Regions from separate parts of the Homo sapiens genome. Here regions 1 and 2 are each linked to region 3. Evidence: chromatin loops called from intact Hi-C (ENCODE). Cell type or tissue: gastrocnemius medialis. All regions are shown on one strand. Each heading gives the region's core, and the rest is flanking DNA. Links, peaks and the distances in the headings are about the cores only.

Region 1 (4,661 bases), core at 934-3,433, 330 kb before region 3:
ATATTCAGCAAAAATCTTTCACTTTTGAGGATGTAGCTTGCAAGACCCTTTGATTCCTAACAACAAATCTAACTCCACCTTCTCCCAGCTACTTCTCAGTGTCCAGTTCATTGGAGCTACAGAACGTTGACACTTCTATGTACCTTAGAAAAAATAGGTTAATGTTGACTCAAACATTCAGGGAAGTGTTCTCTGCCAGGGATATGATATGGTTTGGCTGTGCCCCCACCCAAATCTCATCTTGAATTGTAACTCCCATAAATCCCACGTGTTGTGGGAGGGAGCCTGTGGGAGGTAATTGAATCATGGGGACAGGTCTTTCTCATGCTATTCTCATGATAGTGAATATGTCTCATGAGATCTGATGGTTTTATAAAAAGGAGTTTCCCCGCACAACCTCTCTTGTCTTCTCTGTCACCATGTGAGATGTGCCTTTCACCTTCCATCATGATTGTAAGGCCTCCCCAGCCATGTGGAACTGTAAGTCTAATAAATCTCTTTCTTTTGTAAATTGCCCAGTCTCGGGTATGTCTTTATCAGCAGCATGAAAACAGACTAATACAAACAGTATACCTGATTGAATTGGAAAGTGAAGCTCCATGCTTACAGCTGGCTGGGACCACTCAGCTTTTGCTCAATCTGTGTTCCCACCACATGCTGGGTGCTGAACCAGGCACCAAAGTTACAATGGTGGGCAAGGAATCTTCTGTGTCCTAAGTGGTCACCAACTAGTGGGAGTGAAAGCAGGTAAATGGACAGTTTCTCTACCTGTACTATAGGTAAACTCAAAATTGGGAAGAGTACCAGTGGTCATGGGCAACTTCTCTACCTGTACTCCAGGTAAGTCTAGGATATTGGGGACATACTAGCGTTGGTGACAGCTGGACATCTTGGGTGTGTTGGTGAGCAGGATTTCCCAAGAAGAAACACCTGACTTGGGTCCAAAAATAGATGAGGAGAATTTAGATTTGAAATGTACTAGGCAGGGAGAAAGAGAATTTTCTAGCTGGAAGGAGCAGCCCGTTCTGAGGCCTGGATATGTGAGTGAGAGAATGGTGCATGTGGGGGTTCAGGTGGCTCCATGAGACAGGATTGGGGAGTGTGGAGGCAGGGATTGGCAGGAAGATAGAGAGGGACATGGAGGCCAGGAAGCTTTGACTGTTATGGGAAGGTATATGGACATTTTTTTCTGTAGGCAGGAAGGAACCCTTGCGGTCTGTTAAACAGGGAGAAAACATGACCATATATACTACTTGAGTAACCTCACTCTTAGTTTTAGTAGAATCATCCACTGACAGGAGAGCAAGACTGGATGCAGGAATCCCAGCCAGGAGGGTGGCTACCAACATGGCTACACCTGGAATTGCTGGGGAGCTGCACAAAGTACGGATGCCTCTGTTTTACCCACAGAGACTCTGATGTAATTGGTCTGGGATGTAGCCTGGGCTTTGGAATTTTTAAAAGCTTCCCAGGGGATTCTCATATACAGCCAAGCCTGAGAACCACTGATGTAAGAGAGGCAGAAATGAAGATACTGAAGGACTGTTAGGCTGGCTGGGCTTGGGCAGGACCGTACTCCAGTGCTTCCTTTAGAAAGAAATTTCTCTTCTTTTAGAAGCAGTTGGCAGGTCCAGTCTGGAACTTGATGATCAACTGCAAGTGGGGTCACAAGTGACTGTGAGGTGACCTGTGAGCCTATGAGTTTCATCAGTACAAAGCGCGAGACTTTCATTGATGGGAATTAACAGAATCTCAAGAATGAATTGGTCAGTGACAACTGGGGTTGGTGGAGTGGGGAAGGAAACACATAATATACTTAGAATATATGTTATTTCTGAATTAGCATATGTACATATAACCACTTATACATTTTGTCTAAATTTGGCTTTAATTTTCTTCTTCAAATTGATTGAGATTGGACAGAAACACTTTAAATAAACGACATTGCAAATTTTATATTTAGCCTGCCCAAACTATGGGTAATTTGTGAACAACCAAAACAACAACAACCAAAAAGCAGCGTTTATTTTAAACTTCAAAAAGGATTTATTCAGTTTCTTTCTTTTGTTTTTCCATGCATTGTTTCTCACAGAAAGCACAATACCACACCGCACACTCCACATTTCCCCCGTTTCTATTTAGCCCTTCTAAGAATTGCTCAGCCCGAGAACACTGAGAACATTTGGGCACGTCCAAATACCATGGACTTAACCCCTCCGTGCACAGAAAGGCTCACTGGCTTCTTAGCAGTAGCTTTGCTGGGAGCTGCGGTATTCCAACAGCCCCTAGTGTCGGCTGGGATGATGTGACTTGGGGGTTAAATGCAGTTTGCAGTTTCAAAAAAGAAAAGCATGATTTGTTGAAAGAGGCTCCTGAAGAAGAACATGTGAGTAAGAGTTTGCAACATCTGAGAAGGTGGGAGTGCATGCTCAGGGACTCTCAAACACTCGGATTTGGGCCTGAAATCAGGAGGAAGACTCTACTGGGGTTTCTATGACTCTTGTCAACGTATAAGCCTTCCTGTTGAAATCCCTGACAGTACTTTTGACAGCATGTTATTATCTTACAATAAAATCTGTCCCCAACCCCCTAGTCCTGCTGCCTCCTCTAGTTTCTAAGAAGGTGTGGAACAGTTAACTGTAGGGGGATGGATAGTTAAAAAGCAGATTCTAGAAGTTCCTGGTGACTTGACTCTTTCATGGGCTAGGTTGAGATAAAACTCTCTAATTTTGTTTTCATTTTCACTGGAGTTGAAGTAACAACAGCAAGAGAACGCCTCCAGGTTTACAGTTGTATGGCTTATTGTGTATATATCCTATAAAACCGAAAACCATATGGAGAATTCTGCTTTCTTGGCTTTTTGTGTGTGTGTACCAGGAAGTAGTAAAATGTTTTGAGATGCTGTTAAGTCCTTAAGTTACAAAATCAAGATTCCACCTTAAAAATTTTCCATACTATAGTTTGTTGCATAGCCTGGGGTGCTGACTGCTTGCCAAATATCTATCAGAGAGTGATTTATGATATATGATACGGTCCCCAGCCCAAGTGGAGACTGCGTAGTTGAAACATGAGAAAGGGGAGGCCTTGCTCTCTGGAAACCATGATGACTGGTTTCTGTTTGGCTTTTCCGAGAGAACATACAGTACAAAACGTGCCACATTTTACAGCAGTAAAACTTCTGTAAGAAACAAAACACGGTTCAGCTAGAAAGACTTAATTTCTCTTTGCCATTTGTTAACTGATGATTGTTTTCACTCCGAGTGGCTGTTGTTCTTTTTCCTCCATTTCCCCTCCCTGGCCCCGCCGCCGCCACCCCCCCCCCCCCGCTGCTGCTCATCTACCGAGCTCTGAAATAGAATCAAACAGCTCTGTTCTGGTAATTAAAATATTTAAAAATGAAATCTCCACTCCATGTTTTCAATATTTCGCGTGCGTTCCATTTTACTATGACTAAGAATGTATTGTGATTTCTGGTGTTTTCTGTTCTGCAAATGTTTCCTTTGCAGCTGCGAAGAAGTCTATCTCCCATATGGCTTTTAGGACACTTTGCAGTATGCTCAGATCAAGCAATATGGACCTGAAAAGGAAAAGAAAAAAAAAAGAAAGCAACCAGTCTCCTTCATATGAAAATCTCTGTGGCATTCTGGGTAACTGCAATACAAAGAATAGTGTGATGGTTTGGCTTTCAAAGATACTGTTAGTGGCATTTCTACAGGTTGTTTTGATTGTCTGTGAATGCTGAGAGGTTTTTTTTGGTGTAAATGTTTATTGCTTTTTTCTAAATATAAAATAAGTCTATGTTCACTGAAGAAAATTTGGTAAGTGCAGGAGAGTACATGGAAGACAATGTACAATAACCCCGTTTGGTTTTCCAAATTGTTTTATATCCTTATTTTGTTCAGTGTCACCACATTTTTTTTTTTTTTAATGAGATAGAGTCTTGCTCTGTCGCCCAGGCTGGAGTACAGTTGTGCAATCTGGGATCACTGCAGCCTCCACCTCCCGGGTTCAAGCAATTCTTCTGCCTCAGCCTCCCGTGTAGCTGGGATTACAGGCACCTGCCACCGCGCCCAGCTAATTTTTGTACTTTTAGTAGAGATGGGATTTCACTATGTTGGCCAGGCTGGTCTTGAACTCCTGACCTCGTGATCCACCCTCCTCGGCCTCCCAAAGTGTTGGGATTACAGGCGTGAGCCACCACGCCCGGCTGAAAACATGGTTTGTAATGGCTCCATAATTTATAATAATAGTACCATGTGCCTGTTTTCTTATAAGATATTTAGGGTATTTCTATTTTTAATGGAAATATTGTTATAAATAATGTGATAACTGTGAATATGTATATTTGACTATATTCCTTATTACTTCATTTGGATAGATATTCCAAAACTGGCATTACTAGGTCAGAAATTATGAATCTGTTTTAATAACCTTGCTACATACTTTTGTATTGGTTTATAAAGTCTCTGCTATATGTTACTACCACCACTATATGTGGAGTGTATGTGAATTTCATCCTCAAATTCTTCAATATTCTAGTAGTTGGTAGTTTTTTTTACATCTTTGCCATTTCAACACATATAAAATAATAAAATTAATATCAATATGTTCCTAATTATTAAAACAATGTATTTTTCCCCTTGTATGTAGTCCATTAATGC
Region 2 (4,661 bases), core at 934-3,433, 140 kb before region 3:
GAAATGCTACTGATTTTCGTATATTGGTTTTGTATCCTGCAGTTTTCCTGAATCTACTTACCAATTCTAACAGTTTTTTTTTTGTTTTCTGGTGGAATCTTTAGAGTTTTCCATGTATAATATCATGACATCAGCAAACAGTGACAATTTCCCTTCTCCCTTTCCTACTTGGATGCTGTTTATCTGTCTATTTATCTGGCCTAATTGTTCTGGCTATGGGCACATAGATATTTTGATTAGCCCCAAAATTCACAGATTTCCAAAGGAGTAGAGTTTGAGTGGTGAAGCTGATTCTTTCACTGGTATTTTCATATTTTGCATGCGATGGAGACTTTCATATTATTATTTGTCATCTGAGATATGACAAACCATGAGGGTGTGGTATGAACAATATGGAGTACTGAAATGCATTAAAAAACTAGAGCGGATTGATGGTTGCAGTTCCACAAGATCATTTTGGGTGATTTGTGGAATGGCAAATGGAAATTATGCCACCTCAGTGCTTGGTTCCCAGGCTAGGGAAAGCCTGTCATAGTTGGTATTCACATTACTTTCAAAGTTGAAACTTCAGTGCTAAGCAAATTTTGGATTAAAATAAGATATTAGTGGGCAGAAGAAAATATGTCATTCACTGGGCACTTACTAAGTGCCAGACATTGCTCTAGGGCTTCAAGGTCCAATGCAGTAGCCACTAGATACATGTGGATATTAGGCACTTAAAAGGGGGCTAGTGTGGCTGAGGAACTGACTTTTAAATTTTGTTTAATCTTGATTATTTTAAATTTAAAACACTGATACTTGGTTCAGTTTTTGGAAAACTTTAAGTACTTTTGGAACAACCTGGGTATGTGAATCTGTTTTTTCAACTGAAAATCTTAAGAAATCTAAATATAGATCAAGCATTTCCTATGAAAATTTAGTGTCCAAATTAAGGTGTATTGTAAGTGTGAAATACACACTGGCTTTTGAAGACTTCATAGAAAAAAAATGAATGTAAAATATTTCATTAACATAAGCTTTTCTACTGATTGGGTTTTGATATGATAATATTTTGAATATATTGGATTAAAGAAAATATGTTGTTATAATTAATTTTCCCAGTTTCTTTTTGCCTTTTTAAAATGTGGCTACTAGAAAATGACATATGTGGCTTGCGTGATATTTCTATTGGACAGTTTCTTTCTAGGGGCTTTGACATATGCCATTTTACCAAATCATTAAAATAACCCAGTATGGTAGGCACTACTGTTCCCATTACTATAGGAAAGGCAATTGAGTGAGGCTCAGAAAAGTTATTTAAGTCTCTCAGGTGTTACATTTCTTATAGAGCAAAGCCAGGATTCAAAGCCAGGTTTGGATAGCCCCACTTCTTCTTTGTTTCTACTCTGTTGTGTTGTTCCTGGTTGCTTTCTTTTAGGAAAGCCATGAAGAGCTTGCAGTTCTGTCTTGATTCTTCGTAATAAATAAGACCTGATGAACCTATTTATGAACAGGAGGCAGTTTGAAACAAAAATTACCTTCTCTTCAAATGGTAACTGGAAGAATATTTGAATTCTTGCAAAACGAATGAACAAAACCCATTTACATGAACAGAGTTTTACAAATTAACACAAAAACATATTTGAAACATTAGAGAGCAATTTGCCTAGCCAATGGGCACTGATTATTTAGTTTAATATCTTGGGTTGGGTTTCTTTGTTTTGGTTTTTTTTTTTAGAGAATTTGAAATTGTGGGACCATTCCGAGATCTAACATCTCTGATGATGATGATGATGATGATTCTTCTTCTTCCTTTTTAAAAATAATACAAGTAAGGTTTCCTTTACAAAGATGGTGTTGATTCCACATTAGAAATTCTCAGTATTGCATTTGTTATATTAATAGCTTTCAATATATAATCATTACAAAGAATGCAGAGACATGCCCATTTTTTTGATGTGATTAATTAAAAAATAAGCTTCCTCTCCTTTCTACTTTGTCACTTTTTCCATGTAGCAGGAGTTAAGGAAGGACAAAGCTTTCCTCTATCACTTGCACAATTGGTGATGTTAAAATGGCATAGACTTGATTTGAGAGGGACTATACCCTAAATTGAAGGAAGGAAGCTAACTGTTCTCTGAAGATTCCCAAGCTCACTGACCCAGTGAGGGAAAAATGTGTTCACAGAGAGTGAGACAACTATGCAGCAAATCATCTCTTCCAGGGTGTTGGGAGCCAGCTACAAAACTTGAAAACAGACTCATCTGTTCTGCACCTGCCTGAGTACTGGCGTTTCCTGGACTAGTTAACTTGCCTTGATCATGGCAGGATTAGGCAGGCTCAGAACTTCAGTGACACTTCCCTTTGAGGAAATGTCATACGACCTATGACAAAAACCAAAAACAGGTGACTCTAGGGCAACAGGTCCTCCTCTGCCTGGAAGGTTTGCTTGTCAGCCTCCTGATGTCACCTCTCTTGGCTATATTCTCCATACCATCACCCAGGGTATAGGAGAGAAGGTGTTCTTGCCAAGACCACATGATTGGCATTCTCTGCCTTGGCCCTTTTATCTTTCCCCAGTGCTGGCCCTCCCTCACCCTGCCCTTGCACTCAGCAGAGCAGAAGTCTGCTTGAGAGCCTTGCTATTTTTACTTCTCTGTGAGGGGATCTCAGGTTACAAATTATATACCGATGAGGTAAGTTACAGGTATGTAGACTCCTGTTTCTAATTTAGCTTGGCACTGGTTTTGAACGTTAAACAGTCTCTCAGTCCAGCTCTCCCTGCTTCCACTCTCCTCCCATCTTTGGCATCACGTTCCATCCTGATTCTGAGGGTTGCTTTCCTTTCCTGCTGGATCTCCCAACGTTCGGGCTGCTTGCAGAGAGGAATCAGGGGAGTTTAGTTTTGCACAGGGTAAAGTTCTATGCTTATTCCCCAAAAACTTGGCAGTGGCAATGCTATTTAAACACACAGGCCCCCAATAGATGAATATTTGTAAGATATTTTAGAGGCTTTCAATCGCTTTCACACATATTGTCACAGTTAAGTCTTGCCTGAAAAGACTGGAATCACTGCAATTACCTGTAATTTGCAGATGAGAAAATTAGGGCTCAAAGAGGTTAATGATTTGACTAAGAGTCCATGGCCAAGATGAAGTTCAGAAGCGATGGATACATAAGGAACAAACTTCTGGTGGAAGGTCCTTTCCTCCAACCTCAGGAGTCTGGAAAAGTGGAATCCTTCCCTCCTTCTTCCTTTTCTTTCTTCCTTTTTTTCTTCTTCCCTCCCTCCTCCTTTCTCTCCCTCCTTCCTGCTCTCCCTCCTTCCCTGTCTTTCTCCCTCTTTCCTTGTTTCTGTCTTTTCCTTCTGTCTTTTTTCTTTATCTGGGTCTAGACTAATCTCTCAGGTTTTAGGTTAAAATGGCTCTTCCTGAAGCCACCCGTGTGACAAGCACACCCTGTGCTTTCTGCATTGTCTTATGAATTTGAAATTTAATATGAATTTAGTTGGAATAGACATGTTAGAGAAAAGGTGACATCAACATTAGATTAAAACACTAAACAGGGTTTTTTTTTTTTTTTGAGACGGAGTCTCGCTCTGTCGCCCAGGCTGGAGTGCAGTGGCGCGATCTCGGCTCACTGCAAGCTCCGCCTCCCGGGTTCACGCCATTCTCCTGCCTCAGCCTCCCAAGTAGCTGGGACTACAGGCGCCCGCTACCACGCCCGGCTAATTTTTTGTATTTTTAGTAGAGACGGGGTTTCACCGTGTTAGCCAGGATGGTGTCGATCTCCTGACCTCGTGATCCGCCCGCCTCGGCCTCCCAAAGTGTGGGATTACAGGCGTGAGCCACCGCGCCCGGCCTAAACAGGGGTTTTTAAGCATCAGAATGCAAATGCCTGCTTATTTCTGTTTCTTAAAAACTTAACATGTCCACAAACACAATTAGCATTTAAGCAATATTTTCATGTTAGCTTCAATAACACATTGTGGGACTTCAAAGTGCTTAAATGGCATTCTACCTATCATTAAGGTGTTTACAATAAATAGAAGAAATATTACAGATAATTTTGAAAATAAAGCAAAACTATTCCCAATCCGATTTTTGCTATTTTCTCAGCAACTCAGAAAAATTCCTAGGTAGGGAGAAATGGCTTTAATTTGCATATCTAATTTCAAATTGTGGCCATTGTATTTTCATTATCTATCTCTTTTGACATGTCTGTCAGTAACCTACTTGTTACGCATACAGACACGTACTCGTACACATGCACGCAGTGTGGCATCTCATTATTCTCGAAGCTCTCAAGGGCCTGTTTTATATTGTTAGACTGTAAGATTGTGAGCTGCTGAAAGGCAGGAACAATGCCTCTTCTTTCATTTCACTTACTCATTTCCTTATTTCTGCTAGGGTTGTGTTGTCTATGCTGCACAGCCGAAAGAGCAGGGGGTTTGGTTTATGCATGGGTCAGACAAGTTTCTTACTTTTTTTGTGTCTCCATTTCCTCATCTGTAAAATGGGGATAAAAGCATAAACCTAGGTGATAGGGTTGTTGGGAACACTAAATGAGAGAATTGTGGCATATAGTCACTGTTCAACAAAGACAGACATATACGTTTAATATTTTATATAAGCATACTTTTATATCCCCCCACATTAATTTACACTTGGTACTTACATAGG
Region 3 (4,661 bases), core at 1,078-3,577:
TTTCCTTACTCTGTAAATTCTCATCCTTATATTTACTTAAAAAGTGAATGTTCTTCCCAGTGCTCTAACTTGCAGGTCAGCAACTGGGGTAAGTAAACTTAGGACCAGACCTCCCATCACAATCATATTCAAGACCCATGATCATCTTCAGGATCATCTTTTGTCTTACTGCATCCCATTCTGCTTAATTTTTTTAATGTAAGACATACCTGCATTGTTACAAAACAGTGGGGAAGCCAGGTAAAGTAACCTCATAAGAGTTATTCTCTTCTCCTGTGCTTGCTGTCTGGGTAAGAGCAGGGCATTTTTGCCCTGGATGTGAGTCAGCAGTATTACCATATAAGCAGAGTCGTGCAAAGGGTGCTTTCAGTTCCCTTTCCATGTGGGCTCAGGAACTTATGTTTCTTGGCATATAATGGAGGAATAGTCTGATTCATTATTTCCCCAAAGATAAAGCCATTGTTGAGAACCTTGGGATGGGCCAACTTGCCTTCTGCTGTATACAGGGAAGTTTACCCCCCAGGTTATTTACAATGAGTTATAAAATCAAATATTCAGAATCTTCTTCCTAGTAAATCATCACACATATATTTGCACGCTATTCTACATACACTTGTATAATAAACTAGGTAGTTTTACAAAATCATCCAAGATTCCTAACTTAAGGGAGGTAAAACAATTAATGAGACAATTGTGTTCAATTTTACTACGTGGTTGGAGCCAAAGAAATACATGGCACAACCAAGAGACCTGTCCAACAGTGGGCCAGTTCTTCTAGGCTGGTTTTGCTTACTCCTTCTATGGGCATTTGTTATAGACTTGGAGTAAAAAGTTCTTAAGATGAATAACAGTAGCAGTAGTTACGTCTGTTTCAATATCTACATGTATGTGTTATTTACGCAGGCACTCTTTCTCAGCTCTAATTTCATTACCTGTAACTTAATTGCATTTATTTCTAATATTTTTTTCTATAATACAGAATTCAAATCCTAGCTTTACTACTTCTTAGATATGTGACATTGGCAAATAATTTAGATTTCCAAGCCTCAGTTTCCTTATCTATAAGTTGGAGATAATGCCTCATGGAGTTCTTATGAGGATTAAAATACGAAAGAAAGTGTCTGACAGGGAGTAGGTGCTCAAAAATTGCTGATTTTCTTCTTTTTCTACCTCTTACTGCACCCCATTCTGCTTAATTTTTTTTTATGTAAGACATACCTCCGTGGTTTCAAAACATCTGGCTGAAGGGTGAAAATGAACACAATCACCCAGGTGTTTGGCCTGCATGATGACAGATATCAAACACTTAGAACCATCTGGGTGATTGGCATATTTTCTTTTTCACTTTTATCCAGATGTATGTGGATATAGCCTTGGCCAAAAGGAAAAAAATCACCAGAGTTTTTCTTAAATCCTAAATTAATACTTTTTCTAAAAAATACTATTATTTGAATATCATTCATTTATTTCTTTTGAAAGTTTTCTTGTTCAAGATGCTTTTGAAATAAGATTGTTGCTTAATTTCATTTCCTGTAACCTAGGAATTTTTAAAAAAGAAGGAAATGACTCCATAGATTTCAAACCCCTGTGTTTCTATTCAAGATAATTAAGGACAAGAAACACTAAGTGGTGATTTCAAGACACAGAGTTAGATAGAAGCAGAGCTGGGACAAAAATTGTTGCTTGACATTAAGCTGAAGACACCTGTTCACTACTGCCTATCTTTTTTGCATCTATGTCACATGCATTTTTACAAATATGCACAAAGAACCACATACAACTAACTTTTATACACATAGGACACAAAGATAATTCTAATTTTCTTCCTGACAGTCATATTACTGTAACACAACTTTTTTTCCAAATATTTTTTGAAACTTGCTAGTAAGCCCAAGAGAATAAACCAGGCTTCACTGTACTCAGTCACACGTGCATCCAGTAACTGCACTCTGACATCTGCCATGCAGGGCATTGCTTAAATAGATGTCGTACTGAGATCTGGTATCCCGTGAGCAGCTGATGCAATTCTCCTCAGTCACAGGGATGAAGCTTGGATAACATTGCTGGCTCTGAGAAATCCCCAAGTCACAAAGAAATGATTCCATTGACCTAGCGGCTTTGCACTCCCAATACAACATGTTCTTCAGCAGCTTCCCAAGGGAGAAAATAACGTGAGAGTTTTTAAGAGTGCTGAAAGCTTCCCCTCTAATCAGCCTGTGTGGATTCTGCTAGCATTCCAAGGCGTCTCAGACAATCCCTGGAAAACTTTGGGGACTCAGTGAGGTTTTCTAAACATTTTTTCTGCCTGAAGATACTAAAGATAAGCAGCTTCACATAATTACATTGTTATTTCAACACGAACACAACTTATCGACTGCCATTTCAGTCTCAAAACAACTGTACATCTCAAAGAAGCCCTCCCTTATAAATTCTCAACCCAACAGGGTATTGCTTTTGTCCAATTATTTTTTAGGGTTGGGGGAAATCAGAAGACTAGCATATCTTAAAGCATTTACTTTAAAAACCTCTGTTCTGCTTAATTCATGTCTAAAAGCTGAAGTGGATGGCTGGCCTCGGGTGAAGGAAGAACATTCCTGATGAATGGACTTGTCAGTCATGTGACCAGCTGCAAAACAGTCTGGAATACAGAGATTATCAGCAGTCAAAGGTTATAGTGGATGACTGTGCTGCAGCAATTGCTAGGATCCTAAGTCACTAAGACAGGAACCTGACTACCAGCGTTGGCTAAGCTGGAAATAGCCCACATTTGCAGTCTAACCAGTGGTATTATGAAGTCAGTTTGTAGCCAAATGTTAAATTTCAGGAATGTTGCAAACCCACCGATGTTACCTTGGTAGCTTAAAATTTACACCATAGTTATTGGCACATGCTACAAAGAAGGGCTTTTGATTCCTGGAAAGCTGGTTGTTAAACCTTTATTAGCACATCACTGAGCCAAACAAACCTGACTTAAAATCCCATCTTTGCCACCTGTGACAGATCAACTTGCAAAGGCAGCAGTCCTCTGAGACTTAGTGCTGTGGTCTCTAAATTAGGAAGGATAATAATACCTATTTCAAAATATTATTGTGTGATTAAATCAAGCATTGTGCTTAACCAAGTTTAGTGCTCATCAGATGTATTATTCATTTAATAAATATTAATAGAATACATATTTTATGCTGGAAACTGTGATTGGTGCTAGAGACACAAGGGTGAATAGACTGGCAAAGACCTCAAAGTAGACAGGTAGCACAGATAGATCAAATACTAATTACAATGTAGTATGAAAGTGCTGCAGTATGAGGTGGAAATGGTCACAATTGGAAGAGAGAGGGAGGAGCCATCATTGTTAATATTCCTTTTAAAGAGTTACAGTAGTCTGTGATGAGTGAGGAATATTTGACCAGCCATTTCTAGACATGATGAATCATGGATCTTTTTAGATTCAGAAATGTAGAGATCAGGGCTTCTGGAAATATGTGGAAAGTAAGGCAACATTTTAGCATTAGAGAAATATCTACTTGTAGATTGTGATTATAGGAGCATAGCTCTCTATCCCAAAATTTAGTCTTCATTGCCTGCTATTCAACCATTACAGTAAATTCCTTGGGTCTAAAAGTTGTTGTCCATTGAAATTGCCCTCTAAAAGGCAATATAGTTTCCGAAAGGCATACGCCCTACTGCATTATTTTGGAAAAACCTGTAATTAACAGGGATGGGCAAAGAAGTTAACATTCCTTCAGAGTTAGCTATGATCAAGGCATTTTACACTGCTATCTTATGTCATCAAAACAACATTACTAAAAAATAGATACTGTTATCTCCATTCTGCTGAAGATAAACTGATACTCAGACAGTCTAAGTTATGAGCCCAAGGTGGAGCTGTGATCCAAACTTAAGTTGGCTAAATTATGAGCATTAAATTGATGTTAATATTTAATTATAATACACTTACAAGGTCCTATCATGAACTTTATTTTATAAATGAGAAATTTAGGGAACAGAGCTTAGTAAGTTTCCAATAAGAGGCAAAGTTGGGTTCAAATCTACAACTTTTCTCATCAATACCATACTGCATGTTTCAGTTACCACTTTAGCAAGGGACAGTTAACAATCTAATGAGTATAAGAATCCTTTCTATAGGATGAACTCCTCAAAAGAGACATTGATAGCTAGGGGTTAGAATGAGAGACTAGAAGAGAGGAAAGGGGTCTGGGGGATAAGAAGGCTTCAAAGACAACTTAGTCCTGTCCCAGTATTGGCTGAAGGATAGTGATCATAGAGAGGTAATTTTTATTCTCTATGAAAATCCATGGAGACATGTGAGGCCCAAAGAGAGATGAAAGTATCTGGGTGAGGACTGTTCATTGCAGGACCTTCAATGTGGAAGACTCGCCTACAATAATAGAGAAGAGTTCAGGTAGGCTTTGCATGAGCTGTGGTAGGATCCACACATTTTATGTGGCATTTTAAAAGCATCATCTTTTTACAGTTTCTATATCTTATAGCATTATCTAAAAACTTACATGAATTATCTAAAAACTTAAATCATTTGAAAAATAAGATGTCCAATAAAAACACAAAGGAGAAGAGATAGAGATTCATGGTAAAATATGGTAAAAATTCAATAATTGTACTCTCTATGAAGTAGTATAGAG

Evidence for each region. A loop is a pair of places that touch in the nucleus more often than their neighbours do. Peaks named below come from ENCODE experiments on the same cell type or tissue, not always from the same donor. Only the 100,000 strongest peaks of a DNase experiment are listed, where the experiment ranks them.
Region 1: a loop joins it to region 3, with 3 times the contacts of the local background. A loop is called at or near these places in 3 of 110 quality-filtered maps.
Region 2: a loop joins it to region 3, with 4 times the contacts of the local background. A loop is called at or near these places in 4 of 110 quality-filtered maps.

What each region holds. Positions count from the first base shown.
Region 1 is chr9:14,028,869-14,033,529 of GRCh38, reverse strand. No RefSeq gene overlaps it. Among named protein-coding and RNA genes, the nearest start is that of LINC00583, 100 kb to the right of the region's middle. In gastrocnemius medialis, for the core only: no CTCF peak of the experiment used is centred there; DNase peaks (open chromatin) are centred at 2,189 and 3,069; H3K4me3 peaks cover 1,428 bases; H3K27ac peaks cover 2,500 bases.
Region 2 is chr9:13,839,969-13,844,629 of GRCh38, reverse strand. The region is part of intron 7 of LOC101929507 (a long non-coding RNA gene); the gene reads left to right. Among named protein-coding and RNA genes, the nearest start is that of LINC00583, 86 kb to the left of the region's middle. In gastrocnemius medialis, for the core only: no CTCF peak of the experiment used is centred there; a DNase peak (open chromatin) is centred at 2,419; H3K27ac peaks cover 1,244 bases.
Region 3 is chr9:13,703,557-13,708,217 of GRCh38, reverse strand. No RefSeq gene overlaps it. Among named protein-coding and RNA genes, the nearest start is that of LINC00583, 220 kb to the left of the region's middle. In gastrocnemius medialis, for the core only: no CTCF peak of the experiment used is centred there; DNase peaks (open chromatin) are centred at 2,017 and 2,657; H3K27ac peaks cover 1,747 bases.